Linked DNA regions of Homo sapiens: all the other regions are linked to region 1. The links are chromatin loops, found by intact Hi-C in ENCODE. Cell type or tissue: mammary epithelial cell. All regions are shown on one strand. Region 1 has its middle 20 kb from the start of HRAT17. Region 2 has its middle 170 kb from the start of SMIM30. Region 3 overlaps LOC107986837. Region 4 has its middle 220 kb from the start of PPP1R3A. Region 5 has its middle 67 kb from the start of LINC03076. Region 6 has its middle 41 kb from the start of SMIM30. Region 7 has its middle 300 kb from the start of SMIM30.

Region 1 (4,000 bases):
CCCGGGTGCTAAGCCCCTCATTGCCCGGGGCCGATAGGGCCTGCCGGCTGCTCCGAGTGCGGAGCCCGCCAAGCCCACGCCCACCCGGAACTCCAGCTGGCCCGCAAACGCCGCGCGTGCAGCCCTGGTTCCCGCTGGCGCCTCTCCCTCCACACGTCCCTGCAAGCTGAGGGAGCCGGCTCCGGCCTTGGCCAGCTCAGAAAGGGGCTCCCACAGTGCAGCGGTGGGCTGAAGGGCTCCTCAAGTGCCGCCAAAGTGGGAGCCCAGGCAGAGGAGGCGCCGAGAACGAGCGAGGGCTGTGAGGACTGCCAGCACGCTGTCACCTCTCAATCCCATCCTCAACAAATGTGTATGTAACCTTACTTTTTTTTGCAAACAGGGGAAGGAATATCTTGACATTATTCTTTGTATCTAAGGAAACGCAAATAATTGGTGTTTTTAGTTTGATGTGGCAATCTAATTGGAAGGGCTTCAACTAAATGTTTACAGTTATATTTTCTGTGGGTGCTTACTATTTTGTATCTTATACCTAATATACTGTAACAAAATTATCCATCAATGTCTACGGTCATTCTAAATAATCAGTGAAATCAATGGCATGCATGTAGGTCAATCAAAAAATCGACTGGGCCATCTACTCATAATTTGATTGCACTGTACTTGACTAGCTGTATCTGAAATAACCTACATGTTACAAAATAATCATATCAGCAATTCAGTACTTATTGGGCCAGCCAAAGTTAAAAAAAAGCAGGTTTATTTTATGTCACATTCAAGTTACTTGCTTGCAACTAGACTTTAAAATATAATTTTAAAACACTTTATTTAATAGAAGTATACTTTCCACTGTAATGAATACATCTTGTAAAAATTCAGACAATACAAAAGCACATAAAGTATCAAGTCATCTCATAATACTAACCTTGTTTCTAGTTTCCTAGGCAAATCTCACTTTAACCTTGTAAAGTTTGCTTTTTTAAAGCATCTTCTTTTAAAGTTCTTAAACAATTATATAATCTCAAAATTGTAAATGTAAAAATCAGTAAATTGTTATCTCTGGATGCAGCAATACTTGTCGAGAGGGGGAAAAAACAAATTCTCTCATTTAACAATAAGTAAATATTGTTTACTCTTGCCTCTCAAACACATGTGTTTATTATTTATAAATTCAATTATTGTATGTCTATTCGATATTACAAAAAGTTATTCTTTTTAAGCATTCTTTTCCATGATCATTCATTTAAATTTTTAAATTAAATAATACATTTTAAAAAATTTACCCATAAGAAAATAACTGCTGTAATAAAATATAGAAAGTACATGTTCCAACTCTCTTAAGTTGCTGGACTTACTTTCAAGAGATTATCAGTGGTTCTCAAACTTAAAGTGTGAATTAGAATCACTTGTCAAAACACAGACTGCTGGGCTCCACCTCTGATCTTTCTGAATTAGTAGGTCTGGACTGAGACTCACGAATTCGTATTTTGAATAAGTTCCCAGGTAATCATGGTGGGTCTGATCCAGTGATCACATTTTGAAAACCACTATATAAAAGCATAAATATCACTTCAGAACTCATTTTCTAACTGTTACTGAATCTCGATTTTAATGGACAATTTAGTGCTATGTATATAGAAGTTTTCTGTAAATGCTATTAACTAATCAGTTCTAAAACTAGGTATAAAGCAAACTGGAGTACAAACCTACCAGCTACTAAATAATTCACATTTTCCCCTAGTATGCCAATTGAGAAAATCTTGGCCTGGGTTTCAGAGAGCACAGGTGCATAAAATAGCCTTTGTTATTTTATTTTATTTACTGACAATAACAATTTCAGTCATCCTGATACAGGCAATATAACAGTAAAATAAAATATGCTTAATGAAACATGAATGAACTTGTTGATTCCAGGATTTTTAAAGCAATGTTTTGATAATAGTAGATTGTTATTTTTAAAACAAATGAAATCACAGCTTGATTTTTTAGTTTCATCATAACATTAAGCTCATTTGCCAAAATCTGGAATGTGTATATTAGGTTGTTTCTTTCACCCTGTGTTACTAATTTAAGCAACATGTTTCTTCTGTTTTTCACCCAACACTACGATCAATGTAATCAATTAATTAATTAAAGGAGATGTTTAAGTTCTTTCCCATAGTCGCACCAGTTCTACCAGATTCTGAATGCTACTTAAAATATCAATGAAACTGGAAGAAAATAGTTAATAATTATTCTTTTCCTTTGACAATATGTTATGGTATTCATATGACTCCCTCTGGTGGCAAATGTAGCATGGAATGTTAATCTTTTTCAAGGAATATGCATGTGTACATTTCCTTTCATATAAAGCCAGTGATTCTTTCCTTCCTGTTGTCTTCTCTATATTAATGCTCTCAATATCTGATGTGACCATTGGAAGCTGTCAAAAATGCCCAATTCAGTCAGTATGGAGGTAGACTAAATTTCTGTCAAAAATCATCCTGGAAAATTGTGTCAAATAGTTTATGCATCCTTTTAACAATGAAACCAATACTAAAACAATTAATTAAAGAAAATGACTTCCCAAAATCAAACCTCAAACCCTCTAACTATAGTTAATGACTTCTCAAAATCAAATCTCAAACCCTCTAACTATAGTTAATGACTTCCCAAAATCAAATCTCAAACCCTCTAACTATAGTTAATTCATAGTCACATATAAACTTAGTCTAAGAAAACCTAAGTGTCTGCATCAAAAAATATCCTCAGAGTTTCAGACAAATAAAAGTCAATCAGAGATAAATTTGAATTTTACCTCTGCCACCTGGTGAATGGGTAACCTAAGTCAGATTATCTAACTTTTGTGAGATATGATTTTCATATCCATAAAATTGGATAATGCCTACTTTATGAACTTATTATAATGATTAAACAAGACAATGTTTTTAAAGGCCCATCACTGTGTCTAACATTTAGTAAAACACTCACTATTATTATAGTTATTACTTTAATTAACAAATTGAAGCAAAGGGAATTAGAAAAAAGAGTTAGGAAATTGAGACCTTCCAAGCTCACCCCACCACCAGGCCAGCCCCCATGGACTCAGGGTTCAAGAACCACCCCTGTGCCATGTCAGCCTCCATATCTTCAGGGATCCAGGCTTCAGACAGCTCCTGTGGACACAAGCTTCAGGCCCACCCCATGGGCCCAGGGGACATGACTACCCCAGTGGACCCCAGAACCAGGTTAGCTGCTATGGACCCAGGAGCCAGACCTGCCCTAGTAAAAGGCTCCAAGCACACCCCAGTAGACAAGCTCCAGGCCTGACCCCACAGACCCAGGCACCAGGCCAGCTCCTGTGGACCCAAGCTCCAGGTCCATCCACCTGGATCAGCTGATCTGTATCAGATTAGCCTGCCCAAAACCCTAGCAGCATAAACCTGCTGCCCATGGACCCAACCCATAGACTCTGCCAGACAGTCTTTCCCAGAACCTCTGGATAAGATGACTAGTGAAGGGCTTTACCTGCCAAAGCCAGTCTACAAAGATTGAAATAGGTCTCTACTTGTTCAAATATGCAGTCACCAACATATGGCCAAAAGGATCATGAGTAATCAGGGAAACATGATGCCACCAAGGGAATAAATTAAAGCATCAGTAGCTGGCCCTAAAGAAATGTAGATCTGTGAACTGCCTAACAAAAAACTCAAAACTCAAAATAATTGTAAAGAAGCTCAGAAGGCTGCAAGAAAACAGTTCAAAGCTAAATGAAATCAGGAAAACAATACATGAACAATACATGAAATAAGTTCATCAGAGATAGAAGCCATAAAAAGAACAAAACAGAAATTCTGAAGCTGAAGAACACAGTGACTAAACTGACACATTCCATGGAGAGTTTCAACAGCAGGCTCGGTCAGACAAAAGAAAGAATCAGTGAACTTGAAGACTTGGCATTTGAAATTGCCCAGATTGAGGCAAAAAGAATGAAAGAAGAGAGAGGAAAGCCTACAAGATTTAT
Region 2 (4,000 bases), 270 kb before region 1:
AATGCTGGTCAGCACCCAAAGTCGAGAGGATGCTGATGTGGCAAGGGGCTGGTATGTCAGCATCGCCCTGAGCACACACACACCCAGCTGGGGTGTGACAGCGCCCAAGCTCGCCCACAGGTTTGCTCTGAAATAAGAGTGGACCCTGGGAGCAGGGAGAGGCCAGGCAGCGGGACCAGACACTTTCAAGCCTGCAGGGGCAAGGGACTTCCTGGGCCCCTGAGAGCACAGTGATGCCTGGTCCACAGCCGTGGCTGGGCAGCTGCAGATTTGCCTGTAAGGGTGGAGCTTCTGCCCCTCCAAATTGGAAGGGGGCAGGTGGGGATCCCACCGGCTCTGTGGAGTGCAGCCCTGGCTGCACCTCCCCTACTGCAGCCGGTATCATGGTAGCAGTCACTTCAGACAGGGCGCCGCTGCCATCAATATTATATTTTTGATCTGAGTAGTGATTACACACCTGTGTTCTCTTTATAAAAATCTTTGTAAAATTTAAGTGCTCTGGAAACTGAAGATGTTTAATTTTTTCTATTATTTTTTCAACAAAAATTTAATAAAAATGATAGCAATTAAATGCTAAATAAGAATGCATGGAAGATAGAAGAATATTTAAAGTTATAATATTCTAATGTGTTTTTGTTATCCTAAATGGGAATAGATTGATCAGTTTTCGATATTGTTAAGTATGCATATTAAAATTTAAGGATAACACCACCACCAAAAGAATAAGAATGGAATGTAAAACTTCCAAGTCTGGACTATAAAATATGGATAAGAGGAAAGTCCCATATGTACAATAGAAGAAAGAGAGCAGATGATAGTACAATAGCCTGTAAGTGAACAGAGGCAATGATTTGAGCCAGGGTAAGGTGGAAACTCTCAAAGCTACAATCTCAAAATGAAATGATAAACTGGAAAAATATCTACCTACTGGCAAAAGTAAAGAGCAGGAAATCTATTTGGTCTCCTTGTGAATTTTGGGCCCAGGGTGGGTGTGGAAGAGGCCTCCCTTGAGTATTTTAGCAATAGATATGTTAGTGGTAATTAATTTCTTTTCTTTTTTTTTTTTTTTTTTTGAGATGGAGTCTTGCTCTGTCACCCAGGCTGGAGTGCAATGGCATGATCTCGGCTCACTGAAACCTCAGTTTCCTGGGTTCAAGCAATTCTCCTGCCTCAGCCTCCCAAGGAGCTGGGATTACAGGCATGTGCCACCACACCTGGCTAATTTTTGTATTTTTAGTAGAGACAGGGTTTTGTCATGTTGGCCATTCTGGTCTCCAACTCCTGACCTCAGGTGATCTGCCCACCTCAGCCTCCCAAAGTGCTGGGATTGCAGGCATGAGTCACTGCACCAGACCGTGGTAATTAATTTCAAGGGTCACAGACTTTAGGTGCCCCAGGGAACCTTACTGAAGCAAATGTAAATACATTTTAGAGGAATTATCTCAAGTTAGATAATTGCATCAGACATACTTAAATAGGTACTTACATTCCAAAATTACAAGACACATGAGGAAATTTGGCACCATAAGGAAGTGGCAGCAGAGAAAACATACTATCAAATCTCAAAGAATTCAGATATTAAAATTGTTAGAGACAAAATGTTAAATATGTTTAAAAGTATTTTAAAATGTAATGGATGAAGTTCAAAACATAAAGAGCAGGAGGCTTTTTAAAAGATGTCTGGCAGATTTGAAAGAAGAATAAATGGAATTTCCAGAAAAATATAATTGTTGATGTTAAATATTTAACCAGTTCAAACAAACACAATAAAAACAGCTGAAAAGAAAATTAGTGAATGAAATAATGGGATACAGTGAACCAAAAAGATGGAAAAAAGTAAGCAAAAAGAACTAAATACAATGCGCTTCAAAGAAGAAATTACTGGAAATAAACTCTCTTGGGATTTTATGCTACTTAAATAAGTTTGATGATGTTAAGGAGGGCTAGAACGAGGAGGACTCCCACCAAAATACTATACAAGCTAATAAGTTAGCCTTCCATAGTCCTATGGAAGGTAATAGAAGAATGCAAGACTCCTGGTCACAGAGAAGAAGTTTAAGGCAGCACAAACAATAGAAGTATTGTCATCATAGTTGTATTGGTTTCACTGAACCCAAAATTGCACAGAGCAACAAGGAGAGCTAGGTGGAGCTGCACACACAGGAGTATGCTGCATAAGGGAAGCTTGAGCTTAGAGAATCCATTGATTTTAGAGCAAGCTTGCCCAACCTGCAGCCCGTGGGCCACATGCAGCCCAGGACAGCTTTGAATGTGGCCCAACACAATTTTGTAAACTTTCTTAAAACATTATAAGGTTTTTCTGCGATTTTTTTTTAGCTCATCAGCTATAGTTAGCATTAGTGCATTTTATGTGTGGCCCAAAACAGTTCTTCTTCCAATGGGGCCCAGGGAAGCCAAAAGATTTGACATCCCTGAGCAAAAAGCAAGACTGTTCTTTGTCCAAAGGGATACCTGGTGTATGTTTTACCTCACATTTCAAAATTGCCTTGAGCATTAACAATTCTAAGAAGTGGCTTAAGGAAAGAACAGCCAAAGTATATTAGACCATTTTCACACTAGTATAAAGAATTTCCCAGAGACTGGGTGATTTATAAAGGAAAGAGGTTTAATTGACTCACAGTACCACACGGCTGGGGAAGCCTCAGGAAACTTACAATCATGACAGAAGGCAAAGCAGGTACATCTTACATGGTGGCAGGCAAGAGAAAGAGCATGTGTAAGCACAGGAAAAACTACCACTTATAAAACCATCAGGTCCAGTGAGAGTTCACTCACTCTCATGAGAACAGCATGGGGGAAACTGCCTCCATATTCCAAACACTTACCTCCCTCAACATGTGGGGATTACAGGTCCCTCCCTCGACACATGGGGATTACAATTCAAGATGAGACTTGAGAGAAGAGAAAGAGCCAAACCGTATCAGAAGGTCTTACAGTTTTGGACCATTGAGCAAGATACACAAGAGGTCCAGAGAGGCAGATTCTCCATATGTCATTCTAACATGAAAAGAATTTGCCAGAAAATAAGGCACCATTCCTCTAATACAGCAATCATAATGAATCTTGGGAGTTCTGTTTCCATTTAGTCTTTTACCTACCTGTCAAATCTTAAATTTCCTGTTAGATCAAGGTATTTTGTTTTGCATTGTTTAATCACTTTTTTTGGCATTTTTCGTTTATAATATTGTTTAAATAAACTTTTCATTTAAGAACTGTTTCAGATTTTCAGAAAAATTGTTGAAATAATACAAGGAGTTGTATCATTTTTGTATCTTTGTATTTTTGTATTTTTTATTTGTATTATGGTTCCTATATCCAGTTTTCCCTATTATTAATATCCTACGTTAGTATGGCATACATTTTATAATTAATAAACCAATATTGATTTATTCCATACTTTATTCAGTGTTTTGGTTTTAACCCAATGTCCTTTTCCTTTCTAGGATCCTATCCAGTATACCACCTTACATTTACTCATTGTGTTCTCTTAGACTCCTCTTGGCTGTGACATATCTATTAGATTAGTTAAAATAAAGGAAAAGAAAATATTTAAATTTATTTTAACTTATTCCTTGTCCAGTGTTTTTCCTTTCTTTACATAGATTTGACTTTCTGACCTATATCATTTTATTTGTCCCTGAAAACGTTCTTTAAACATTATATGCAAGGCAGGACAGCTAGCAAAAAAATTCTCTCAATTTTGTTTGCCTGAGAAACTATTTCCTTCACTTTTGAAGGATAATTTCACTGCATATATAACTCAAGGTTGGTGGTATTTTTTCAACATTTCAAATATATTACTTCAGTTTCTTCTTGCTTACAAGGTGTTGTGAGTTGAAGGTGTTGTGAGGTGAATTATTTATACCTGCTAAAAAGATACATTGAACCTCCAGTACCTGAGAATGTGACCTTATTTGGAAATAATGTTTGTGGATATAATCAAGATTAAGATATGTCATAATGACATATGTCCTTATAA
Region 3 (4,000 bases), 99 kb before region 1:
ACAAATTTAAGAAGACTGCCAACTTGCTTGAGCCCAAGAATCATTCCAGGCACTTGATAAGACTTTTTGATTCCCTGGTCTTTCTCCTGGTTGTATAGCTGTGAGATGGGGCCTGGAACTCCATGTCTAACAAGGGTCCTCAGTGATTCATTTGATTCTCAAGTTGTAGCCAGCATAAAGTAGTCTAAGGAAATCAAACTTTAGGGTCACACTGGAGGTAAGTAGTGAAATTTTTTCCTAAAATGCATTTTCCAATCTGTAGCTCTCCAGATGACATTGGGAGCCTCATTTTTTATCCAAAAACAGGCACTAGCAACCTAAAGTCCTGTTTATGGTGTAATTCTAGAGTGAGCTGACTTGGCTTGCATGAAAGTTTTGGTTAAAGTGTACAAGGAGTGAAGAAGCATCACAGAATAAAGACATGGAAACTGAATGCACTTGTTTTTGTCACAGCTGTTTCGATTTTTTGCTAGAGGAAGCACTAACAGTCTTTATTCAAATTAATTGGCAGTTAAACATTTCATAATTAATATAGCTTGATTGTACCTGCATTTTTTTGTGTGTTTTAAAGAAGGAAAAAGGAATGATGCAAGTTATAGAACAATTGTCATCTCTTATACTCCAGCCCATTGGGTGCTGATGTAGAAAGGCTGCTGCGGCTTCCTTGCATGTCAACTTTTCCATTGGGATGGGAGAAATCAAACCTAAAGTACATTTTAAATCACAGTGCAGTAGTCACTTAGTCACCTCCAGGTACTGTTTTTAAAATGTTCAAAATAAGACTATAGGCAAACATTCTTTGGTCAACGTGTATTTCCAAAAGTGCCTAGAAAGAATTAGAAAACTGCCATTTCCCTATTTTCCCCTTAAAAGTAGAGAATTGTCTTGAGGTGGCATGCAGGAATTTTGATGGATATGATGGGGGAACACCTCCTCTAAAAATAGCCTCATTTCTCATCTATTTAGGTTGGATTATATGGCTTTGCCTGAAAAGAACAGAACCCTTATGGTGGCTCTTAACATTTTTAGGCCACCAGTTCCTTTGAGAATCTGATGAAAGCTATCATCTTTTTCTTTAGGAAAATTCCCATGCATGCTGACATTTTTAGATTAGTTTCAGAGCTGAAGCCCATCCAGGATCTTTCCAATTCTAAAATTCCTTGATTTTCTATGAGGGATAACACCTGCTGTGGAGCAGTTACAGCAAGAATGGCATTAGCAAATATTCTGATGCCCAGCACAATTTGTAGATATCTAGTAAATGCCTTGTGCATGTTAGCTCACTGAGTTGAGTTAAAAATAGTTGAGATCAAGTGAAGAATTTAAGGTCCTTGCAAATACTTATATTTCTGTTCTCTGTAGTTTTAATGTAACCAGCTTAGTTCTCTAATGCTAAAAATCAGTACATTTCCTGCATCATTTCTCTCTTAACTGCTTTCATAACTCTTCTTTGTCATTAATTTTTAGAAGTTTGTGATATATCTCGGCATGGATATATCTTTGGGTTTATCCTGTTTGGGGTTCACTCGGTATCTGAGACTTACAGTTTTATTCTTTTTTCCCAAATTCAGGAAATTTTCAGCCATTCTTTCTTTTTACAAAAATTTCGCTCCACTTTCATTCTCCTTTTCTTCTAGGACTCCAGGGACCCAATATTAGATATTTTTGTTATAGTCTGATGCATACCTAAGGCTCTATTTATTTTTTCAGTCCTTTTTTTCTCTTATTCAGATTGGGTAATTTCTAGTATTGTATGCTTAAGTTCACCGTTTCTGCTGTTGTATTTTTTGTTCAAAACTTTCCATTTTGTTCTTTGTGTCTTGTGTTTCTTTGTGGAGACCTGTTTTTTCATTTGTCTCAAGCATGTTTGTGATTGTCACTGAAGCACCTTTTCATGGCTGCTTAAATCCTTAATAATCCTAACATCTCTGTCACCTCGGTGTTTAGCATCTGTTGATTGTCTTCTCATTCAAGTTGAGATCTTCCCAGTTCTTAGTATGATGATGATTTTTCTATTGACATTTGGACATTCTGGGTATTATATTTAAAAGGCTGTGGCTCTTATTTAAATTTTGTATTTTAACATTCCTCTGACACCACTCCTTCGTAGAAAGGGAGGATGCCTCCTCCTTCCTGCCAGATGCAGGTGGAAGCCTCATGACTGCTCCTCCTATACCCTCCACTGACACTGGTGATAGGTTGCCTTGTTACCACCAGGTGGGAGTGGAGTCCAGGCTACCCACATGGTCTTCATGGGTACCAGCGTAGAAGAGGGAGGTTCTTACTATCAACTGGTGAGGATGAAAGTGCCAGCTCCCCACCCAGCCTTCTGTGATACCTCAGTGGGGAGCCTGGAACATCTACAGCCTGGTGAAAGTGGAGGTCTTGGCACTCCACTCAACCTTTGCTGATGGTGGAAGTGGGGCTACAATTCTAAAAGTTTTCTGTTTCACTAAGCTACACCTTTCCTATACCTTTAAATACTAGAGAGAATAGTCTTGTTTGGTTTCCCACCCCCCCACCCTTTTTTTTTTTCGGTCTAAGCCCGTTGGCCTTTCTGTGCTACCAACTTCTCCAGTTCTCAATCTGAAACAGGAAGAAAAAAAAAAAAAACCAGCTAACTCACCACTTTGTTGTTCCTTTGCTCTTGAGGTACCCAGCTGTTGTGCCTTCTTTCTGCCTTTCAGAATCCTATGTTTGTTTTATACATAATGTCCAGGGTTTTTAGCTATATTTAGTGGGAGGAAAAGGAAAAAAGATGTCTACTCCATCTTTCTAGAAGTATAAGTCTTGGTGCATATTTAAAGAGGGAATTTTCTGAGCTACTCCAGAGATGGAGAGATAAAACACCAGGAAAGTGATTACTTCAAGGTATTTTACTCACAGACTTTTGTCCCGTCATCTCCCACATCCACCTTCCCCTCTTCACCCATCCAGCATATTGTTTATTCCTACCTTAACCCAACAGTCTCAACTAGGGAGTGAGACTAACCATCAAGAAATGCAGGGACGTAGATGAAGTTTGAGAAAATGGGCTGTATTCATATTTTGTCTCAGCATTGAGACTGCAAGTGGGAGCTTCTTGAAAAACTGATGTGATACCAATTGTGCCAACTAGCCAGGTCCAGGAAATCTCAGAAGCTACACCTCACATGCACCTGTGTCCTGCTGGGCTTTCTAGCTCTGTACCAGCTTATCAAATGCCATTTCCAACCTTGGATATAGGAATGGTAATGCAGCTATATAGCCTGCAGCACATAATGAATGGAGGAGAATTTTCTGCATATGACCCATCTCCCAGCCAGCGACTCTCATAACAGTCTCTTCAGTGGTACTATAATAGAGGCTAAGGGTCCAAGCTGTGGAATTTAACAGACGTCTCTCCAAGAATTAAAATGTCATAATGGGCAAGTCACTTATTTTCTCTTAAATTGCTATCTCCTGTCTGTTAATTGGATGTAATAATAGTATTTCTCCACTCCACCTCCTAGGTAGATGAGAAATATCTAAGGTAGTGTATGTGGAAGGGTTGGCTTGCTGTATGTTATTATTTTTAGGAGTATTTAGAGATATTTCCTAAAGAGAAGGGGGAAGAAACTTTACAAGCATCAATTTTGAATTTTTAAAGAGGATATCTTAAAAGTTATATGAACAAATCCTATATCAAACTTTAATTTTAATTTTGACATTTTCCCAAGTCCTAACAGGCCCTTGAAGATGATACTCAGTCTTTGTTTTTTCTTATTATAGTCCTTCCCAACACACACAATTCTAGCTTACAAACTGATAAAGCTCAAAGACACCTGTGAAGAAAAGAAAATTCGACTACCCTAAAATTTTTTTAAATCTTCTGGTTTGTACCTCATGCTTTCGAAGGGGAAAAAAAGGAAAGAAAATAATTGATTATTTTTTAATGATTCTTAATACGTTAACCATGGGTTCCTTCCTAGGTAGCATAACAGAAGGTTAGCAGCAACTGCCCAGGTCATTTAAGGAGAGG
Region 4 (4,000 bases), 680 kb before region 1:
ATGAATAGAGATTTTAAGTCATACATATCAAAGCAGAGTGTTTTCTATTTTAGATAATCAAAGTAAACAGCACCATAATTTGCACAAATCTGACATTCAATAAACTAATAGTTATTAAATGAACGAATCCATTTATTCATTTAATAAATATTAAAAAGCAATACTTTAACACAATTCTGTAGATTTTAGGTTGTCAGTTTAGAAATTAACATGTATTTTTAATATCTGACTAACCCAGTAATAAAAGTACAATTATAAAAAAGTGAACTTCCCTCTTTTATTTTCTTGCCTCACTCCCTGATTTCTCTTAAATCTTACCTCCTGCATGCAATATCATTTGGAAAGTGATTCTCATGTTTTGATTTGTTTATATTACTTGGCTATTTGGACTGTGCCTATATTATAGCTGAAAAGCAAATTGAAAGTGATCTGGGCTGGGCTCAGTGGCTCACGCCTGTAATCCCAGCACTTTGGGAGGCCGAGGCTGGTGGATTGCTTGAGGCCAGCAGTTCAAGAGCAGCCTGAGCAACATGGTGAAACCCTGTTTCTACAAAAATTAGCCGGGCGTGGTAGCATGCAACTGTAGTTCCAGCTACTGGGAAGGCTGAAGTGGGAGGATTGCTTGAGTGCTTGAGCCCAGGAAAAAAAAAAAAAGAAGAAGAAAAGAAAAAGAAAGTGATTTGTTCACTTTTAGATCTTGACACCGGACAATGTAGAATAGGCTTAAAGTTATAAGAGCTGAAAACAGCTATAAGAGTAAGCAACACTTAACATTTTTGCTTCATCTTTTTTGGTCACTCATCCTGATTTGGACTGGCAACTTAAAAGTTTTACATGAAAATTTGCCTGTATGAGACTTTAGTTAGCAGTCTGAGGTCAGCATGTATATGCTTTTGTTTAGTGAAAAAAATCTAGATAAGAATAAGAAGGAAAATAGAAGAAATCCTAAAGATTCCTATGTTCTTTTGGTTAAATTAATCTACTTCTCAGCCCAAAGGTCATAGCCAAAGAAATCTTGGAGTGCCTGCCTAAAGCACGCATGCACACACACACACACAACCATTAAATAACTTCTGTGGTTACACCAAGTTCATACAGACCAATGTCAATTCTGTTACTGTCATTTTTCACAAATTGTATCTCATGAAGTTCACCCTGAGTTTGTTTCTGTGACAGTGACTTTTAAAAAACAATCACTTTCAAATTACAAGATGTATTTTAAAGTAATTGAGATCTGCTTAAAAGATATTTTTCTCCATCTTTCTTTCTTGGTTTCACTGATATTAACAGTCAAGTTCAATAGATTTGTTTTCCCTAAAAATAGTTTAATAGCTCATTTTTATAACCTAACCATTTGATGTGGTTTGGCTCTGTCCCCACCCAAATCTCGTCTCGAATTGTAATCCCCACATGTGGATGGAGGGACCTAGTGGGAGGTGATTGGATCCTGGGGGCGGTTTCCCCCATGCTGTTTTCGTGATAGTGAGGGAGGTTTCATGAGATATGATGACTTAAAAGTGGCAATTTCCCTTCATCTCTCTCTCTTTCTGTCTCGCTCTCCTGCTTCCCTGTGATAAGATGTGCCTTGCTTCCCCTTCATCTTATGCCATGACTGTAAGATTCTCAAGGCCTCCCCAGCCATGCAGAATTGTGAGTCAATTAAATCTTTTTATTTATAAGTTACCCAGTCTCAGGTATGTCTTTATAGCAGTGTGAAAACAGAGTAAAACACCGTACATATGTACATTTTTAAAGAACTAACCTTGACGGTGTATGAAAACTAATAGCAAGTGAATTTAAAAAATACCTATTCTTTAAATAGGAAATCCCATTTATATTCAAAATAAAAAGGAAAAACAGTATTAGGAAAGTAAATCTGATAGATTCAGAGTTCAAATTATTATTGTAAGATAGGGAAAAATTTAGACACTTAAAATGCATAATTATTTAAAGTTAAAATACTTCACATAAACCAACAACATTGCTCAATAATGCCAATTAAAATATTAAACATTCTTGAAGCACAGTTTTTGTGGAGGAGTGTAAGATTTTTCCTAAAATTACAATGCATGCGCTATGATGAGTTCTATCCTCCAGAGGGCAGTGCAGTACAAACTCAGAGGACATAGAACACAAAATCAACGTTAACTTATTTTATTCCAGTGGTAAGACAAAATAGCACAATTCCTAGGATCTGCTATAATGACAAAATTCCAGGCTGCAAGATAGAAAATACTGCTGATCGTGTAATTATTTTAACCATATATCAAGTCAATTTTTAAAATGGAGATTTAAAAAATGACTAAATTGATCCTGTTGGTTGGACATAGCGTCAGTAGATTTTATTTAAGACTGTAGTCGACAAAAATGGTTCTGTGACTCTGTAAGCCTTTGCTTCGGGTTGTATGAGCTACTTAAAAAAGAAGTAATCCTCTATTTTCTCCTACAGGATAGAAAGGTACAACTCGCTTTTATAAAGTTATTTTTTCCTGCGTATGGCTCTTCAAAAGTCGTTTCAAAACTGCAAGTAAAATCTACTTACAGCGAGTTATAATAGCAAATGTAATTTTTACACTCTTAAGGGTAGTTTTTGCAAAATTCCTAAAACTTTGGCGCTACTGTTGGGAAACCACTTAACTAATGCCAAGAGATGTTAAACCTCAAATTGGGCAGTCAAGGTAAGGACATTAATGAATCTTTAATGCCAGGCGAAAATACTAAAGTACTTGCCAGGTGGAAACCTGGGTCTTTCTTCTTTTTCTTTCTTTCTTTCTTTCTTTCTTTCTTTCTTTCTTTCCTTCTTTTTTTTTTTTTTTTTTTGATGGAGTCTCACTCTGTTGCCCAGGCTGGAGTGCAGTGGCCTGATCTTGGCTCACTGCAACCTCCGCCTCACAGGTTCAAGTGATTCTCCTGCCTCAGCCTCCCTAGTAGCTGGGATTACAGGTACGTGCCACCACGCCTGGCTAATTTTTTTTGTATTAGAAACCTGGGTCTTTCTAATGCCAAACTTTTAATGACTGCATTATATAATCTCTTAGTTTTGGAGTGAGTAATATTATGGTGTGATTTCTTAATTATTCTTAAGATGTGATCTCTAAGACTATGCTCTAACAAATTTTGGTTAGTCCAGTCACATGAACTTTGATGAGGATAGATTTGTATGTACCTAAAGCTTAGAGCCACTAGGTATACACATAGTGGTTAGGAGTATCTCTCTGGAGCCACATGAATGGACTTTAACCCTAGCTCCACCACTTTTAGCTATATGACATTGAGCAAGTGTCTTAACGTCTTGGGACCTTAATTTCCTTATGTGAAAAATAAGGTTAAAAATAGTAAACTCATGTGATCATTACAAATGTAGTATCACATGGATAATACGTAAAGAAATAGTGTCCTGCAGACAGAGGAGTGTCTCCATAAATGTTAGTTATGGGTATTGTTTAAACACACACACACAGTCATGAAAATATATATAAAAGCAAAATTCCCAAATGTCTTAGTTTATTCTATTCATTGTATTTTTTAAATATCAAATCAAATAGCTAATTTACAAAAGAGTCAGACTGTTTTTGATACTTGATTGTGACCATTTTTAAGCCCCCCCAGTCTCTTCCGCTTTTGCCCAACATCTGGGAAAACCAGTAAGGAAACTTGGATATGGCAAGTTCAACCCACACAGAGGAATCCTCTTCCTATCTTTACACCGTAACTACAATAAAAACAGAGCTAGCACCCTCCATGCTCTCTTGAGTCATTTTCATATCTTCTTTTGAGCCTGCCCTGCTCTCCCCAGAAAGCTCCATTATGTACATAATAAATTTATTCACACCATCTTGGTGTATGTATCATGCATGGTATAATCAGTTTCCACATCCAAACCAAATTTTGGACAGGTGTTGGTCCCATCCTCTGCAGAGCAACCACAGACCAATCTTGAGGTCTGTCTTGTAGATGCATTTCTCCAAACTCATGTATACATTTGCTACCTATGAAACAG
Region 5 (4,000 bases), 460 kb after region 1:
CCTCCTGAGTAGCTGGGACTACAGGCATGAACCACCATGCCCAGCTAATTTTTTCTATTTTAGTAGAGATGAGGTTTTACCATGTTGTCCAGGCTGGTCTCAAACTTTTTTTTTTTTTGTCCTCTTTAGATTTATTTAATCTCAAGAATTTCTTATTTATTTATTTATTTATTTATTTATTTTTTATTGATCATTCTTGGGTGTTTCTCGCAGAGGGGGATTTGGCAGGGTCATAGGACAATAGTGGAGGGAAGGTCAGCAGATAAACAAGTGAACAAAGGTCTCTGGTTTTCCTAGGCAGAGGACCCTGCGGCCTTCCGCAGTGTTTGTGTCCCTGGGTACTTGAGATTAGGGAGTGGTGATGACTCTTAACGAGCATGCTGCCTTCAAGCATCTGTTTAACAAAGCACATCTTGCACCGCCCTTAATCCATTTAACCCTGAGTGGACACAGCACATGTTTCAGAGAGCACAGGGTTGGGGGTAAGGTCACAGATCAACAGGATCCCAAGGCAGAAGAATTTTTCTTAGTACAGAACAAAATGAAAAGTCTCCCATGTCTACTTCTTTCTACACAGACACGGCAACCATCCGATTTCTCAATCTTTTCCCCACCTTTCCCCCGTTTCTATTCCACAAAACCGCCATTGTCATCATGGCCCGTTCTCAATGAGCTGTTGGGCACACCTCCCAGACGGGGTGGTGGCCTGGCAGAGGGGCTCCTCACTTCCCAGTAGGGGCGGCCGGGCAGAGGCGCCCCTCACCTCCCGGACGGGGCGGCTGGCCGGGCAGGGGGCTGACCCCCCCACCTCCCTCCCGGACGGGGCGGCTGGCCGGGCGGGGGGCTGACCCCCCCACCTCCCTCCCGGACGGGGCGGCTGGCCGGGCGGGGGGCTGACCCCCCCACCTCCCTCCCGGACAGGGTGGCTGCCGGGCGGAGGGGCTCCTCACTTCCCAGACGGGGTGGCTGCCGGGCGGAGGGGCTCCTCACTTCTCAGACGGGGCGGTTGCCAGGCAGAGGGTCTCCTCACTTCTCAGACAGGGTGGCCGGGCAGAGACGCTCCTCACCTCCCAGACGGGGTCGAGGCCGGGCAGAGGCGCTCCTCACATCCCAGACGGGGCGGAGGGGCAGAGGCAGTCCCCACATCTCAGACGATGGGCGGCCGGGCAGAGACGCTCCTCACTTCCTAGATGTGATGGCGGCCGGGAAGAGGCGCTCCTCACTTCCTAGATGGGATGGCGGCCGGGCAGAGACGCTCCTCACTTTCCAGACTGGGCAGCCAGGCAGAGGGGCTCCTCACATCCCAGACAATGGGCGGCCAGGCAGAGATGCTCCTCACTTCCCAGACGGGGTGGCGGCCGGGCAGAAGCTGCAATCTCGGCATTTTGGGAGGCCAAGGCAGGCGGCTGGGAGGTGGAGGTTGTAGCGAGCCGAGATCACGCCACTGCATTCCAGCCTGGGCACCATTGAGCACTGAGTGAACGAGACTCCGTCTGCAATCCCGGCACCTCGGGAGGCCGAGGCTGGCGGATCACTAGCGGTTAGGAGCTGGAGACCGACCCGGCCAACACAGCGAAACCCCGTCTCCACCAAAAATATACGAAAACCAGTCAGGCCTGGCGGCGCGTGCCTGCAATCGCAGGCACTGGGCAGGAGTGAGGAGAATCAGGCAGGGAGGCTGCAGTGAGCCGAGATGGCAGCAGTACAGTCCAGCTTCCGCTCAGCATCAGAGGGAGACCAATTGTGCAGTTTCAGTGATGAAAATTACTAAAACCCTAGATGAGACTGTTTAATCAAAGAATAATAGCACTTTGCTAAATTCTTATTGAAGTTTAATTTACATACAAAATTCTCTCATTCTAAGCAAACAATTTGATAGGTTTTGACAAATGTATACAGCCATGTACCCCATCAACACAATAGATATAGAGCAGAGGTTAATAGAACTTTTGGTAATGATGGAAATATTCTGTATCTGGCTTGTCCAATGTGGTAGCCGTGAACTACATTGGCTATAGAACACTTGAAATGTGGCTTGGGGAATTAGGGTGCTGAATTGTTAACTATCTCATTTTAACAGCACATAGCATTTTCTTCACTCCCAAAAGTTCCTGTTGCTATCATCTTGCAGTGTTACTCTAGTGCCCTCTACTGACAAAGCCTAGCATTCCACTAGCTGGCAAATAAATATTTATAGGATGCAACCTCACTATTACAAAGCAGGGACTAGAAGGGTAGATTTCAATCGATGACTGGTCCAATAGGTGTGCTTAATTTTGATGAATTTCAGTTTATCCATTTTCTTTGTCCTTTTTGTCTTACCTTAGAAATCTTTGACTAAATAGTTTCTCTTAGATTTTCTTTTAGAAGTTTCGTAGTTTAGCTCTTACATTTAGACCTATCATTCAACTTGTGTTAACATTTTTATATGGTGGCCAGGTATGGTGGTTCATGCCTGTCATCCCAGCATTTTGGGAAGCAAGGTGAGAGGATCACTTGTGGCCAGGAGTTCAGGGCCAGCCTGGGCAACATAGGGAGACCCCATCTCTACAAAAAATACAAAAGTTAGCCAGGCATGGTGGCATACCCCTGTGGTCCTAGTTACTCAGGAGGTTGAAGCGGGAGGATCACTTGAGCCCAAGAGTTCAAGGCTGCAGTGAGCTTGATTGTGCTACTGCACTCCAGCCTGGGTGACAGAGTGAGACCCTATCTCTAAAAAAAAAAAAAAAAAAAAAAAAATTACATGGCGTGAGGTAATGATATTTTTACATATGGATATCTAATAGCTTCAGCATTTGCTGAAACACATTTGTCAACAATCACTTGACCGTTTACATACCGGTCTATTTCTGAACTCTCTGGTTTATATGTCTATCCTTACACCAATGAAACTATTTGGATTATAGCAACTTTATAGTAAATCTTGAAATCAGTTACTGTGAGTCTAACTTTATTCTTTTTCAAAATTATTTTGGCTCTTCTGGGTAGTGTGCACTTCAATATAAATTTTAGAATCAGCTTGTTAATTTCCATTAAGGAAAATGCCTCCTGGGATATGCGAGATTTTATTAAATCTATAAATGAGGTTAACTGACATTTTAATTCTATTGCATCTTCCAATTCATAAATTCAGTATATCTTTCCATTTATTGTAATTTTATAAAATGTATCTAAGCAATGTTTTGTAGTTTTCCTCAGTTGTTATTCTGGGGATTAGACAAACTCACAATTCTTACCCCTTCTGGTTCAGAGATTAAACTTTTGTCTGTCTTTCAGCTGCTTTTCAATACTTTCTAATATCTTTAAATAGTTTTTTAATTATTTAACAAGTTTTTATAATTATCTGCTTGGAATTTGTGGGATCACTTCACTCCTCCAAAAGCAAACTCCTTAAATATGTTGATAATAATCAAGTCTAAAGCAAAGATTAGAGCTCTTCTTGGCTCTAAATTCTATCAACTTTCTAGTCACATCTGGTGCTTGCATTATGATATCTTCATTTTAGTCAGCTAAAGCCTGAAATAGGAAGAACAAAATAGACAAAGCAAGCTCGTTTTCTATCAAGCTTCTTATATTTGTGAATTACACAGATTAGAACAGATTTACCAATCAGAAAACCCAAAGATGTGGTCATTCTCTCAAAATATTATATTATAAAGCACGTAAAAATCCTCATGGAAAGTGAAGTAGTGAGGAGAGTACAAGTACATATTTCACAATATTATCCAATGTGTTTTATTTCTCATTTCCAGTAATTCCTCCTACCATGCAACTATTTTCCCCAATTTCTTCGTTCAGAAAGCAGCAAGAGCAAGGGGGTCTCATATTCACTGCCATGTTCAGGTTTTGTTGTTACAGCAGAAATGAAGTTGGAAAGAAATTAGTTAATACTAAGTATTTGAAGTACAAATTAGACTTGAATATTCTGACAAAAACAATATCCTTATTTAACTTAATTATTCAATTTTATTTTTAAAATATTTGACTAGTTGATACATGT
Region 6 (4,000 bases), 140 kb before region 1:
AGAGTAAGTAACTGGACCAAACAAGTAGTAAATGGTAGAGCTGGGAACCAAGTCCACTCAGTCAGGCCCTTGAGCCCATCATCTTAACTTCTACACCCCATGGCTTCTAGGACTTGTGGCCCAGGAGAGCAGCCTCAGTTGTAAATAGATATTTGTGAGTTCTTAATTAATAAACTTTTTAATCCAAAATATATTTATCGAGCACCTGCTATGTGCTCACAATGCATCGGATGGTAATAAAGGTTTTGATGAAAACAAACACAGTGTAAGGAAAGTAGGAGTGCCTGGAGTTGGAGTGAGTGCTGTGTAATACAGCGTAGCCAGGGATGGTCCCTCTGAGGAGGTGATATTTGAGCACAAAGATGAAAGAAGTGAACATGCAAGCTGTGCACATATCTGATGAGTGAAAGTGTCACAAACAGAAAGAACAGTAAATTCAAAGGCCCTGTGGCAGAGGCATGCTTAGCATGTTTAAATATCAGCGAGGTAGCTAGGGTGGCTGGAGTAGCATAAGCTAGGGAAAATATTAGGCTGAAGAGATACTAAGTAATCAGATACTATTTAAACCATCTAACTAGATGAGATCACCTATGGAGAGTGTTTAGAAAAGAAAACCTAGCCCTGAAGCATTTTTTATTTAGAAGTCAGATAAAAAAGAAGAAACTGCAAAGATAGAAGGAAAGCTCTGCAAACAGGAGAAAAAGCGGAAGAGTGTGATGTCAGAAAAGCTAATAGCAGAGAGTATTTTAAGGAAGTGATAAATTGTTCAATGCTTCTGACAAGTCCAACAAAATGCGGATAGAGTCAGGTCCATTAGATTTGGCAACATAGAAGCTGTTGGTGATCTTGACAAAAGTAGGTCCACTGGAATGGTAGAATGAGGATGGGCTTTATTATCAAACTAAAGCCTAAATTCTTGTTTTACCATTCATAATTTCATGCACCTTTCGTAGGTTCCGTAAGGTGAACCTACTTTTGTCATCTGTAAAGTAAGGTAAAAACATTCCTCTTGGCCAGGCACAGTGGCTCATGCCTGTAATCGTAACACTTTGGGACGCCAAGACAGGCCAAGGTGCTGGAGCTCAGGAGTTCAAGACCAGCCTGGGCAACACAGTAAGACCCCCATCTCTACAAAGATTTAAAAAATTAACTGGGCATGTTGGAACATACCTTTGGTCTCATCTGCTCAGGAGGCTGAGGTGGGAGGATTACTGGACCCTGGGAGGTCATGGCTGCAATAAGCCTTGATTACACCACTGCACTCTAAACTGGGCAACAGAGTGAGACCCTGTCACACACACACACACACACACACACACAAAATCCTCTTACAGAATTGTGATGATTAGTGATAATGTATATAAAGCATCAAGCCACTCTCTGATCCTGGCCTTTTTTTACCAGCCTTAGTAACTGAGCTTCTGCTTGTTTCCAAGGCCCAATTCTCATCTTGTGTTCTGTTAGAAATTGCAGGGATGCTTTTAAAGAGTGGAAATATGATGACATAGAATTAAGGACTCAGAAACACCTGAATATCATCATTGGCCAGAATTCTCTCCAGGCTATGTCCTTTAGGAAAAGAGAGTAAAGCATCTTATGAGATGAAGCTCCTAAGGTGCTCAGAGGCCACACACCTCAAATGGAGATGAAAAGGAGCAGGGCAGAGACATTCCCCCTGTGCCTCCCATGGCTGATTGGGGCAGCGGTGGAAGAGGGGAACTAGAATAGGGTTAGGTCCAGGACCATGGAAGGATAAAAGCCTCTGAAGAGAGAAAAAATGGCTATAGCTACTTTAAAGGAGCCCACGTCTTATCATTCTGGAAGGAAGAAACAAGGTAATTCATGCCCATCTGTGTTCTTTTAAAAAAAAAATTTTTTTTGAAAGTTCTACCTTCTTGCACTATGATGGAAAGAGGGCCTTCGAATTGTATCTATCCCTGACAACATTCCTTCTTACGGTGAAACCTGTACCTGGGTATGGGAGTGGGGAGTGCAGGGGGATGTGGAGGGTGCAAGAATAGAAAAGAGCCTTGGGCTCCCCCTAGAGGTCTGTATGCTCCAGTTTGCTTAACCAGATTTCTGCCTTGTTCTATGACTAAATAGCTACTTTAATAATATTCTTAGAACTAGAAACCTGCTACACACTTTCCATTCTTTCCCCTTTCCACCATACCCGCATTTAAGTTTCCCCCAAAATCCAGCTCTGAAGCCATGCCTTGCATACTTGAAGATTTACTGGCAAACTCCTTAGATACCAACTGCCTGCCTGCCTTGACATCTGAGATTATTGATGCTGAATTCTCTCTTATTGCATATTCTCACTAATTACTGTTTTGAAGCCTCCAGAGAGGACTGTTTGCCTACGTATTGACAGAGATTCTAGATATCAATTCAGCCTCCTATGCTGGATTTCTTCCCAGCACCTGCTCCAATCTAATTTCAGATTTCTAAAATTCAATCTAATTTCAGATTTTTGTTCTTTCCATACAGCACTGTCCTGTTGCAGTGAACGTGCAAAAACTGGCGATGTCCTAAGCTGAATCTGTGTTTATTCTTGCAATTGGCTTGAAAATGTTGTTTGCCATTAATGAAAAATGTAAAGCAATGATTACTTTAGACTGGGAGACCCTGGATAGCAGGGTTAAGCCTTAATTATCTTTAATCTCTAGGATCTAGCCCACCACCTGGCATATAGTAGATGCTCAGTAGATGTTTTCAAAGGAACAGAATAAATTAATTCACTTTCAGGCATTTATGAGCTAAGCTCAATATCACGGGGATAATAGCATAGTTGTGTCTAGCTGACTTTACTTTTGAAGCGGTTAATGTGAATCCAACAATTTTTCCAAATTTTCAACAATTAAACTAGCTTACTATAGGCTTTTTCTAGTGCCCTTTCTAAAAAAATTAAAAAGAGAAGCCAGTCTATAAATTTGAGGTTCAAGGATAGTCACTAACATCCTTTGAGGACTTGAGGACATGTCGTGAGTCATGAGGTGAAAGGAACTGAAAGTGAACCCTGGAATAACAAAACTGCCCACTTTTTAAGGAAAATGGGGCTTTCTCTAGTGTGGTAATGCCTTCACGACATTCCTTAGGCAATTGAATGATCATTTCTCAAGGATTTCTCAAGAGGAAGAAAATAGGTCAATAAGAGAGCTCTGTCCATTTGGTAAGAAGTTACCTCAAATTCCATGTGAATGTTTGCACTTAAAATATAATGATTTTTAAATGACAATTCTAAATATTAATGTGAGATGCTGGTAAAAAAGTAGTCAGTTATACTTAGATAATTTACAAAGTTATGTCACAAATATCTTCATTAAAACTGGCAAAAACAGCAAAAATGCATCTACCTAAGAATTACTATAGGCCTAAAATACCATATTTGTTGCATGAGTATGATATCAGCCACTGATGTTCAAAAATAATTAAAAGAACGAGTTGCTATTTTTTTAACAAAAGTCCATTGATTTGCCTGGTTTTCTTTTTATTCAACAAATTTCACAACTACTTTGCTAGTCACTAATAATACAAAAAGGAGAAGGGACTGCCCCTAACCTAAAGAGTTCTCATTCCAGTTAAGTAAAAAATTATACCTTGTGATTATTATCTCATATTTTACTAAATTAGTTAAGCTGACCAGCTAATTGGTGTTAAATAGACACAATCAACTTGTGTCTATTTAAAATTTGTTGTGCAACATATGGGTTATCTATATTGTGTATTTCTCCTCCTTCTTAGCCCTGCTGCTCAGTTTTGTTATTTTACTACTTAGTAACATACTCATGAGACAATGGACTCAGAAAACCGTAACAAGTGAAATTATTCTTCAACTGACGTATTACGAAAAAAGACTTGCATGCTTAACTGATAAATATAAATGTGTAAGATGCTTTTGGATTACTATAAGAAAAGGTAAAAAGAAATGTGAAGGAAAGATATAAACCAACAACTCACAAAAGAAAAAAGGTTCACCTCATTACTAGTAAAATAGATG
Region 7 (4,000 bases), 410 kb before region 1:
TCAACTTTAATCAGTAGAATTTCTAGGATCATTGTAATGATAAAGATAAGGGAAGATTTTATTCCCAATGTTGTATAGAATCATATTTATAAGAACACAGAGAAGATTTTCCTCTAATGCCAGGACAAAGTAAGCATTTTTATCTGAAGCTACTGGCTTAGTTTTATCAAGGGCACATTATAAATCTTACAGTGATTTTCTTTCTCTGCTTAATGTTCACTGCTAGAAAACTTAGCCAAATGTATGGTCCAACATCAGCTTATGTATATATGTATATTATCCTTTTGATTTTATCTTTTCAAGTATTATTTTACATATGTTCAAATTTTCTCACCTTTCCTTTTTATATTTTATTTTATTTCCCCTTAAATCATCTCTTAAACAAGAATGAGTATACATAAATAAGTTCTGCATATAGAATTGTTTTCATTTACAATCTTTTAAAATTCCAATGGGGAAATGATAGGTACCAGTATAAATGTGACTGCTGATAATTTCTGTCCAAATAAAAGGATCAAATAAATAAATTTCTTAGGCATGACATCAGACCTAGGGAATCAGTAACCCTGAGAGAGGGGTCCAGCAAGCTGGGTTTCAACAAGACCTGTGGGTGTTGGGATGCACACTCCACATTACTCCATGGGAAAATAGGTATCACATGGGTCTCACTCACGCTCTCTTTTGCCCTAAAAACAATCTTGACTGTGCATGGGCAAGTTTTCAACCTTGATTGTGTACTGGAATCATCCAGGAAGATTTTTGTAATCATGACATGCCCCAGAGCAATTACAGGAGGAGTTGAGAACCAGTTATCAATATTTTTTTTAAAGCTCCCAGGTGTTCTGATAGGCAGTCAAAGTCGAGAGCAAATTCTCTGTCTCTAAAGACAGGTTCATAGGTCCAGTCATAAAATTAATGAATATTTTCGGCATCTCTGAGTAGTTCTTCAGGCTTAATCTTCCTCCAAGAAATCCAAACTGCTATGTAGCTGTGTCATTTTGAGAAATTAATAAGCTGCATTCCCATCTCACTGCAACATAAATACCATGCTAGTCAAAGATTTAAATGTTTAAAATATTGAGTCTATAAAAGTACTAGAAGAAAATATGTTGAAATTCTGCAAAATCTTTAGGTAAAAAAGGCCTCAGAATAAATAACTGTGGCATAAACCAGAAGCAGCAGCAGGAGGCCAGATAAATCCCACTATGTAAACATGGGTACAGAATGATAATGATATCAATTATGAGCAGGCAGATTATTTCCTATGTTCCCTTTGACTTCTCTACAGTATTAACTTAAGCATGAGAACTGAACCTAGTCTTCATTGATACAAAGTGAAGAGACACCTCATGTTAGTCAAAGATAATTATGTCAGGTTCTTGGCCTTTCTGTGGCCCAATTTAAATACCAAAAAATTATGGGAGATAACTCTGAGCCAGTTTTAGTCTATCTAAAAGGAAATAAAAATTTTCTCAAAGGTAGGAGAAGGAGGTTTGGGGATCTAAGAGTGACAGGAGACTTGTACCCCATCCTTGTCTGGAACACCAGGAGGGAAGGTCCTTCACAGGAGTTGCGACTGGCATCACAGCATCATGGGACCAGTGAAGATGAAGTAGGAGAGCTGAGGCAATCCCACCAATTTCCTGTAGCTCCAGAGAGCAACGGAGGAGAAGATGAAATTACCCTGAAAAGTACACAGCTGTAAGTTCTGAGAGAGACCTATGGGACCTGAAGAGATCTCATTGGTTGTAACAAGAGCATACACCAGCAGATGGCAGCAGATGGTTGTAACAATAGGAAACCAGCAGGTGGCTGCCACGGGGTTGGGGAACACAGCCATTTTAGTGAGGCCAATCATCGGTGGGTGTAATGGCCAGCTCAGCAGATGCAAACAGGAGCAGAACCCAGCTGAGGGACCAATCATATTCCCCCAACACCATGACCCTCAGAGAACACCCAGAATTTACAGTATCCCCAGGGAGAAATAGAGGTAGAGGAGTAGAGGAAATCCTGAGTTGACCTTGTTTAAACTTGAAATGGATGGAATTACACTGGAGTGAATGCAGTTCACCTGTTATCACGTGAAACAGAGGAAGGGCTGGAGGAATGCCAAGAATATGAACAAAATTGAAGTACTCAGAAATGAAGGAAAATGTTATTTTTAATTTTTTATATACCTGAATATAGCCTGAGAAAATGATACCTTAGAAACTCTGCAAAGCAAAAAAATTATAAATTGTCAAAAGACAAACTTAGAAAGTGAGAGCAAATATTGGCAAAACAAGGGGCTAATTTTCTTTTTCTTTTTCTTTATTTGACAGAGTCTTACTCTGTCGCGCCCAGGCTGGAGTGCAGTGGCATGATCTCAGCTCACTGCAGCCTCCGCTTCCCAGGTTCAATGATTCTCCTGCTTCAGCCTCCCGAGTAGCTGGGATCACAGGCATGTGCCACCATGCCTGGCTAAAATTTGTATTTTTAAAAGAGATGGGGTTTCACCATGTTGACCAGGCTGGTCTTGAAATCCTGACCTCAAGTGATCCGTCCAACTGGGCCTCCCAAAGTGCTAGGATTACATGCGTAAGCCACCATGCCCGGCTAATTTTCTTGATATACAAAAAACTTTCAGTACCTTTTAAAAAGTTTACTTTTTATTAAACAAGGAGAACTATACAATAAGTACTGTGCAGTTCACCCACCTGGAATATACCCTCATTTCTGGAATTTTACACTGGAATAAAGAGAGCAAATAAAATAAAGTGGTCAAAAATTCAATCTGTGTAAAAAAAAAAACATACCTAATTGACACTTTTATTACTGAGAAAACATTTGGCTGAAAGATCTGAATTTACAATATATTAGTTAAATCTTAGCATATCATCCTTTCTTTTTCCAAATTGCAGCGTCATAGAATTGACATGCTAGCTGTCCTTTCCTTCTTTGCCTAGATCACGAGAAACTGTGCATGCAAATCATTCACTGGTTCCAAGAGTTTCCCCTCTAATAAGTCAGACTACAAAGAAACCCATTCTACCCACCTTTCCCTCCTCTTTCTCCCATTAATAATCAATATTAGCCAACCCCATTTAATTTTAAAGAATCGCCTTTGAATTATTTTTCAGGAATAGACAAAACTAACGGTAAGAGGTCAACATCCTCAAAGCCACTGTTACGTATTCCAGGCTTTAGTACATTATTCCTAATGGTGTCCCAGAAGTCTAGATATTTTCAACTTAGGATGATTAATAAACATTAACAAATTTTTTAGCCTAGTGTGGTGGGGTGTGCCTGCAGTCCCAGCTACACAAGAGGCTGAGGCAGGAAGATGGCTTGAGCTCAGGAGTTAAGGGATGTAATATGCTATAATCCCACCTGTGAATACCCACTGTGAAATAAAGAAAAAGTAAAGAAATTAAAAATTTTAAATTCGTTATTACATATTTGCACCCATTCTTCAAACTATCAAATATTACTGTGAATGTATCATAATTTATCCAGTTATCCATCATTTAACTGAAATGTGTTTTTTCCTCATTAATGTACTTATTAAAAAGGGGTAAACTTTTTTTAGATATATTAATATATGTTATCTACATTTTTTCTATTTTTACCTTATTTTAACTTTGCTATACAACTATACCCCTTTGTCATAGATTTAAGATAGTTCGACTTTTGCCCTGCATCCCTTACACCCTCAGTATATTCAAAGACTTTGCCCCTGCAATTATCTCTTCTCTCATTTGTATCATTAATTTTTCCTTCTCTATTCTATCATTCCCATCCTCACAAAATAACTACTGTAATAACTCCTTTCTTTAAAAAAGAAAGATTAAAACTCTCTCCACAATTCCACTTTATTGCTTCTAATTACACAACCACTCAAAATAATTGTCTTTGTTCATTTTCCACATTTTCATCTCCCTCCCATTCTCTTTTGAATCCACTCACACTACTGCTTTCAGTCTACTCTGGTTAAGGCCACCCATCATCTCCATATTATCAA

The links. A loop is a pair of places that touch in the nucleus more often than their neighbours do. Peaks named below come from ENCODE experiments on the same cell type or tissue, not always from the same donor. Only the 100,000 strongest peaks of a DNase experiment are listed, where the experiment ranks them.
Region 2: it touches region 1 in a loop (24-fold over the local background); 23 of 110 quality-filtered maps call a loop at or near these places.
Region 3: it touches region 1 in a loop (3-fold over the local background); 6 of 110 quality-filtered maps call a loop at or near these places.
Region 4: a loop joins it to region 1, with 12 times the contacts of the local background. A loop is called at or near these places in 23 of 110 quality-filtered maps.
Region 5: it touches region 1 in a loop (17-fold over the local background); 8 of 110 quality-filtered maps call a loop at or near these places.
Region 6: it touches region 1 in a loop (6-fold over the local background); 9 of 110 quality-filtered maps call a loop at or near these places.
Region 7: a loop joins it to region 1, with 10 times the contacts of the local background. A loop is called at or near these places in 51 of 110 quality-filtered maps.

The regions. Positions count from the first base shown.
Region 1 is chr7:113,013,489-113,017,488 of GRCh38, reverse strand. No RefSeq gene overlaps it. Among named protein-coding and RNA genes, the nearest start is that of HRAT17, 20 kb to the right of the region's middle. In mammary epithelial cell, a CTCF peak has its summit at 2,273 (motif pointing left); a DNase peak (open chromatin) is centred at 3,548; H3K27ac peaks cover 787 bases.
Region 2 is chr7:113,287,491-113,291,490 of GRCh38, reverse strand. No RefSeq gene overlaps it. Among named protein-coding and RNA genes, the nearest start is that of SMIM30, 170 kb to the right of the region's middle. In mammary epithelial cell, a CTCF peak has its summit at 2,143; a DNase peak (open chromatin) is centred at 2,130.
Region 3 is chr7:113,112,342-113,116,341 of GRCh38, reverse strand. All of the region lies in intron 2 of LOC107986837, which reads right to left. Among named protein-coding and RNA genes, the nearest start is that of SMIM30, 4.2 kb to the left of the region's middle. In mammary epithelial cell, a CTCF peak has its summit at 2,210 (motif pointing right); no DNase peak of the experiment used is centred here.
Region 4 is chr7:113,696,889-113,700,888 of GRCh38, reverse strand. No RefSeq gene overlaps it. Among named protein-coding and RNA genes, the nearest start is that of PPP1R3A, 220 kb to the left of the region's middle. In mammary epithelial cell, a CTCF peak has its summit at 2,093 (motif pointing right); no DNase peak of the experiment used is centred here.
Region 5 is chr7:112,548,789-112,552,788 of GRCh38, reverse strand. No RefSeq gene overlaps it. Among named protein-coding and RNA genes, the nearest start is that of LINC03076, 67 kb to the left of the region's middle. In mammary epithelial cell, a CTCF peak has its summit at 2,149 (motif pointing left); a DNase peak (open chromatin) is centred at 2,128.
Region 6 is chr7:113,157,981-113,161,980 of GRCh38, reverse strand. No RefSeq gene overlaps it. Among named protein-coding and RNA genes, the nearest start is that of SMIM30, 41 kb to the right of the region's middle. In mammary epithelial cell, a CTCF peak has its summit at 2,039 (motif pointing left); no DNase peak of the experiment used is centred here.
Region 7 is chr7:113,419,695-113,423,694 of GRCh38, reverse strand. No RefSeq gene overlaps it. Among named protein-coding and RNA genes, the nearest start is that of SMIM30, 300 kb to the right of the region's middle. RefSeq lists an enhancer at 1,556-2,078. In mammary epithelial cell, a CTCF peak has its summit at 1,777 (motif pointing right); a DNase peak (open chromatin) is centred at 1,774.